2 separate regions of the Homo sapiens genome follow, and region 1 is linked to region 2. Evidence: read pairs that join two places in POLR2A ChIA-PET (ENCODE). Cell type or tissue: PC-3. All regions are shown on one strand. Region 1 overlaps DNAH10 (dynein axonemal heavy chain 10). Region 2 overlaps ATP6V0A2 (ATPase H+ transporting V0 subunit a2).

Region 1 (2,500 bases), 50 kb after region 2:
TCGCAGAGAAAATCGAGCGAGTGCCCAAAGCAAAACCTTGGAAGCCAGGAACACCCTCAGGCTGTGGAAAAAGGCCTATTTTGACACCCGGGCCAAGATAGAGGCTTCGGGGAGGGAAGATCGGTGGGAGTTTGACCGGAAGCGGCTGTTCGAGAGGACGGATTATATGGCCACCATCTGCCAGGACCTCTCCGACGTTCTGCAGGTAGGGGCTGGGCGAAGGCCGGCGGAATTTGCCCCGAAGAAGGCAGTTGGCTTTTGACAGTGGCCCCCTCCGTGTCAGGTAGGAGCTGGGCGTCAGAAAGGGCCTGGCAGGGAGAAGCCCTTCAAAGAAAGAACCTACGGAATATACTAGAATGTACCAGAATGGACCAGAGTACACCAGAGCTTTGCGACTTTTTGTTGCTTTCTCTGACATTCTTCCCTCTCCCTGCTTTTTGGCTTTCCTTTGACCTCTTTGGCCACTCCTTCTCTGTGTCTTTTGCAAAGCTCCCTTCCTCTGCCTTCCCCTTAAGTATTGGAATCCCTCAAGAGGCCAGTCTGAGACCTCTCTTCACTCTCCCTCAGCCAGGCCCAGTCTTCCCAGAGCTCCACGGATGGACAAAGTGCCTAGTGGCTGATTGAATTAGCCACAGCACTTGTCTCCTAAAGGTTCACCCACCCCTTCATTCTAAATGCATTCACGGAGAACTCACGGTGTGCCGGGTACTCAGATGTCTTAATGCTAGAGGAACCATAGTGAGTACAAAGCAGGTCCGGCTGCGGTGTGGCAGTGCCCAGCCCGAGAGGGAGGTGATGCCCTGTGCTCAAAGACAGGAAAAAAAAATGCTGTAAAAAGAATTCAAACAGGCCAGGCATGATGGCTCACACCTGTAATCCCAGCACTTTTTGAGGCTGGGGTGGGAGGATCCCTTGAACCCAGGAATTTGAGACTGGCCTGGGCAACATAGCAAGACCCTGTCTATTGAAAATACAAAAATTAGCCAGGTGTGGTGGTGCACACGTGTAGTCCCAGCCACTCAGAAGGCTGAGGTGGCACGTTGGCTTGAGCCTGGGAGGTTGAGGCGCAGTGAGCCGTGGTCACGCCAGTGTACCCCAGCCTGGGCGACAGAGTGAGACCTTGCTTCAAAAAAAAAAAAAAAAAAAGAATTAAAAATATAAAGCTTTTTCGGCTAGATGCGGTGGCTCACGCCTGTAATCCCAGCACTTTGGGAGGCCAAGGTGGGCGGATCACGAGGTCAGGAGTTCAAGACTAGACTGACCAACATGGTGAAACCCTGTCTCTATGAAAAATACAAAAATTAGCTGGGCGTGGTGGCGGGCGCCTGTAATCCCAGCTATTTGGGAGGCTGAGGCAGGAGAATTGCTTGAACCTGGGAGGTGGAGGTTGCAGTGAGCTATTGTGCCACTGCACTCCAGCCTGGGTGACAGAGCAAGACTCTGTCCCAAAACAAAAACAAAAAATATTTAACTTCTATGTGGAATCACCGTAGCTAGTGTGTGCATGGGTATTTCATTGTTACCAGAACAGTGGAAACGCTGCATAGAACTACCTCAGTGGTTTATCATCTCACCTCTTTGTGTGTGTGTGTGTGTGTGCATGTGAGACAGAGTCTCGCTCTGTCACCCAGGCTGGAGTGCAGTGGTGCGATCTTGGCTAACTGCAACCTCTGCCTTCCGGGTTGAAGTGATTCTCCTGCCTCAGCCTCCTGAGTAGCTGGGATTACAGGCATGCACCACCACACCCGGCTAATTTTTGTATTTTTAGCAGAGACAGGGTTTCGCCATGTTTGCCAGGCTTGTCTTGAACTCCTGGCCTCAAGTGATCCGCCCCCCTCAGCCTCCCTGAAGCACTTTCAACTGCAAGTGCAAAGGTCCTGAGGCAGAAAGGGACATGGCCTTGGAGGAGGGTGGGGGTGGCTGCAATGTGGGGAGGAACAGGCAGGTGCAGACCTGGATCTTATCCTATGTGCCTTGGGCATCGTACCGAAGGGCTTAGTCCGGGAGGAGGTTACTGTGTGACATGATTCTTGCCCCCAGGTCAGTCTCGATATGCTATCCATTTGTAGTTCTAATATTCACAGGAAAACCCAAATGTAATCTCCTCATTGTTCCGTTTGATTGGACAGATTTTGGAGGAATTTTATAACATATTTGGTCCAGAACTAAAGGCAGTGACGGGGGACCCCAAGCGCATTGATGATGTCCTATGCAGAGTGGACGGCCTAGTCACCCCCATGGAAAACCTGACCTTTGACCCCTTCAGCATCAAGTCCTCCCAGTTCTGGAAATATGTGATGGATGAATTCAAGATTGAAGTTCTGGCAAGTGACACGTCCATTGAGTCCATCTTGGGAGTCGACACCATGTTTTCTCTGTGTTAAATTTGTTGGGTTATTTAGTGATGCTTAGTCTTTTTTTTTAAATCACAAGTAATACCTGCTTATTAATTATAAAAAACAAAAACAATGCAGAAGTGCATAAGGTAAAAATGAACATT
Region 2 (2,500 bases):
TTGTCCACTTCCTCCACTCAAAGATAACCATTACTTCAGTTCTGTTATTTCTTTGAGTTTCTTAACTGTAGATAAGCAGATAGGAGTAGATATTATTTTTCTTTCTTTTTCTTCACAAAATGGCACTATTCATACTATTCTTTTCACTTAATAAAACTTCTCTATTTTTCTTATAACTATTTAATATTCTGTTGTGTGCATACCATGGTTTATTTAACTAGTTTTCTGGTCATTTAGGTAGTTTCCGCTTTTACAAATAGCACTATGATGTCAAATCTATTTGTAGGGTAAATTCCCAGAAATGGAATTACTGGACTGATTTTGATAGATGTTGTCAGCTATTGTATTTCTCTCATTGTGAGTGAAGGGGAATACCTTTTTTTTGTTTAAGAGCCTTTTGGCTGGGCACGGTGGCTCACGCCTGTAACCCCAGCACTTTGGGAGGCCGAGGCGGGTGGATCACGAGGTCAGGAGTTTGAGACCAGCCTGACCAACATGGTGAAACCCCATTTCTACTAAAAATACAAAATTAGCTGGGCGGGGTGGCACATGCCTGTAATCCCAGCTACTTGGGAGGCTGAGGCAGGAGAATTGCTTGAGGCGGAGGTTGTGGTGAGCCAAGATGGCGCCATTGCACTGCAGCCTGGGCAACAAGAGCAAAACTTTGTCTCAAAAAAAAAAAAAAGAGCGTTTTCAATTTTCTTTTTTTTGTGAACTATCTGTTCATATTCTGCAGCCATTTTCCATCGTATGTTGGCCTTTTTCTTACCAATTTCTGTTGGCTCCTGGTCTGTGACACCAGTAAGAATATTTTCCCCAGTTTGTCCCTCGTCTTTTGACTTAGGATGTTTCTGTTTGTTTATTTGTTTGTTTGTTTTGGCCATGCAGAAGTTTTTTGTTAAATATAGTTGAACTTATCCATCTTTGCTCTTACACCTTCCAGATTTTGAATCACAGGCTTTTCCCACTGCAAGGTTATAGTGTAATTCTTCCATGTTCCTGTGAGGTTTTTCTTCTACATTAAACTCAGATTTTGGTCATGGAAAGAACAGGTTTACATATTTCAAGTGACAGTTAAGGGAACACCTTTTTCATGAGTTTTTTGGTTATGTAACCTTGTCTCATTACATAATTCTGTGATGATACAAATGTAAAATATAATGTCCATTATGACATAAACATGAAATACCCAGTGCTGAGAAAGACAGCAACACATAAATAGTATTTTGTTATTTAGAGTAGGAACCACCTATTTGAGAGATAAACACAGATGATTCTTCTTTTACTGAGGTGACATCAGTTTGAGGGACATGACTAGTACTCCTGTTATAGGTGGTGTGTGTGCTGCTTTGTGACTTTCAAGGTGGCTGCATTCGATTCAGATCGAGCCCATGGTGCTGCTTCTGCCATCTCCTGCGTGCACATGCACTGGGGTCTCTTGAGAGCTGCGTATTAAGGTCTCAGTGACCACATGTCCACCTCCGGCTGCATAGCTGTTCTTTGCTCCGCTCGTGGGCACCGACTCTTCGTTTCCCGTCAAGGGTACTGAGCTCTCAGCCCACCTCTTACTGCTTATAGTCCCTGTCTCTTCGCTTTCCTCATCTGTCCTGTCCTGTGTTATTTTTCTCCATAAGTAGGTGACTGAGACGTTCTCCAGTGTTGATGAAAGCTGGCTCATCACCTGCATTCCCACACCTCATGAATCTGGCTCTTCACAGTTGCCTTGGTAGTCAGCTTGTGTCTACAGGATGCCTTTTTTTTCTGTCGCCAAGATTGAATTTGATCAGGTACACAGGGGTCTCACATGCAGAACTCCTAACAGGCTGTGCCAGGCGGAAGCGGGGAATCTCAGCCTCCAGCCTGCAGATCCCAGTTCTTGGGTTCACTTGGCTGCCTGAAGCTCTCTAGTCACTTGGCTGCCTGAAGCTCATTCCCTAGAGAAGCCTCAGAGAGGCTTGCAAGAATCATATTCTCTGAATTCTCATGTTGATCACAGTGGCTGTCTGCTGCTTTTTATAATTAGGAGTGAGTTTTTCTGGAAATAAAATTCTGGGCTCATTTTTTTCCCCCTTGAGTATCTTACACATGTTCCTCCATCTTGTTCTGGCACCTTGCTCCCAACAGAAAGCCTGATGTTAATCTAATTTTCTTTTCCTTGTAATTCATGTGGTTTTTTAGTTTAGTTTTTTGTTTTGTTTTGTCTAGAAAAATATCTTTTCTTTTTCTTTAAAGACCAGTGATTTTCAGCCTGGGCAACATGGTTAAACCGCATCTCTACAAAAAACTCAAAAGTCAGCCGGATGTGGTGATGCACCTGTAATCTCAGCTACTCTGGAGGCCGGGGTGGGAGGATCGCTTGAGCCTGGGAGGTTGAGGCTGCATTGCACTCCAGCCTGAGCAACAGAGCCAGACCTTGTCTCAAAAACAAACAAACAAACAAACAAACAAACAGTGATTTTACAGAATGTCTCTCTCTCTCTCTTTTTTTTTTTTTTTGGAG

Evidence for each region. Peaks named below come from ENCODE experiments on the same cell type or tissue, not always from the same donor. Only the 100,000 strongest peaks of a DNase experiment are listed, where the experiment ranks them.
Region 1: POLR2A ChIA-PET joins it to region 2 with 27 read pairs; 3 of 35 experiments call an interaction of 5 or more read pairs at or near these places.

The regions. Positions count from the first base shown.
Region 1 is chr12:123,787,798-123,790,297 of GRCh38, forward strand. It overlaps DNAH10 (dynein axonemal heavy chain 10), which reads left to right. Exons shown (of 79, transcript NM_001372106.1): 10 at 7-205; 11 at 2,130-2,324. LOC105370044 (a long non-coding RNA gene) reads right to left here. Exons shown (of 5, transcript XR_945481.4): 2 at 2,252-2,375; 3 at 1,954-2,071; 4 at 696-800. Among named protein-coding and RNA genes, the nearest start is that of DNAH10, 27 kb to the left of the region's middle. In PC-3, no CTCF peak of the experiment used is centred here; no DNase peak of the experiment used is centred here.
Region 2 is chr12:123,737,724-123,740,223 of GRCh38, forward strand. All of the region lies in intron 9 of ATP6V0A2 (ATPase H+ transporting V0 subunit a2), which reads left to right. Among named protein-coding and RNA genes, the nearest start is that of DNAH10, 23 kb to the right of the region's middle. In PC-3, no CTCF peak of the experiment used is centred here; no DNase peak of the experiment used is centred here.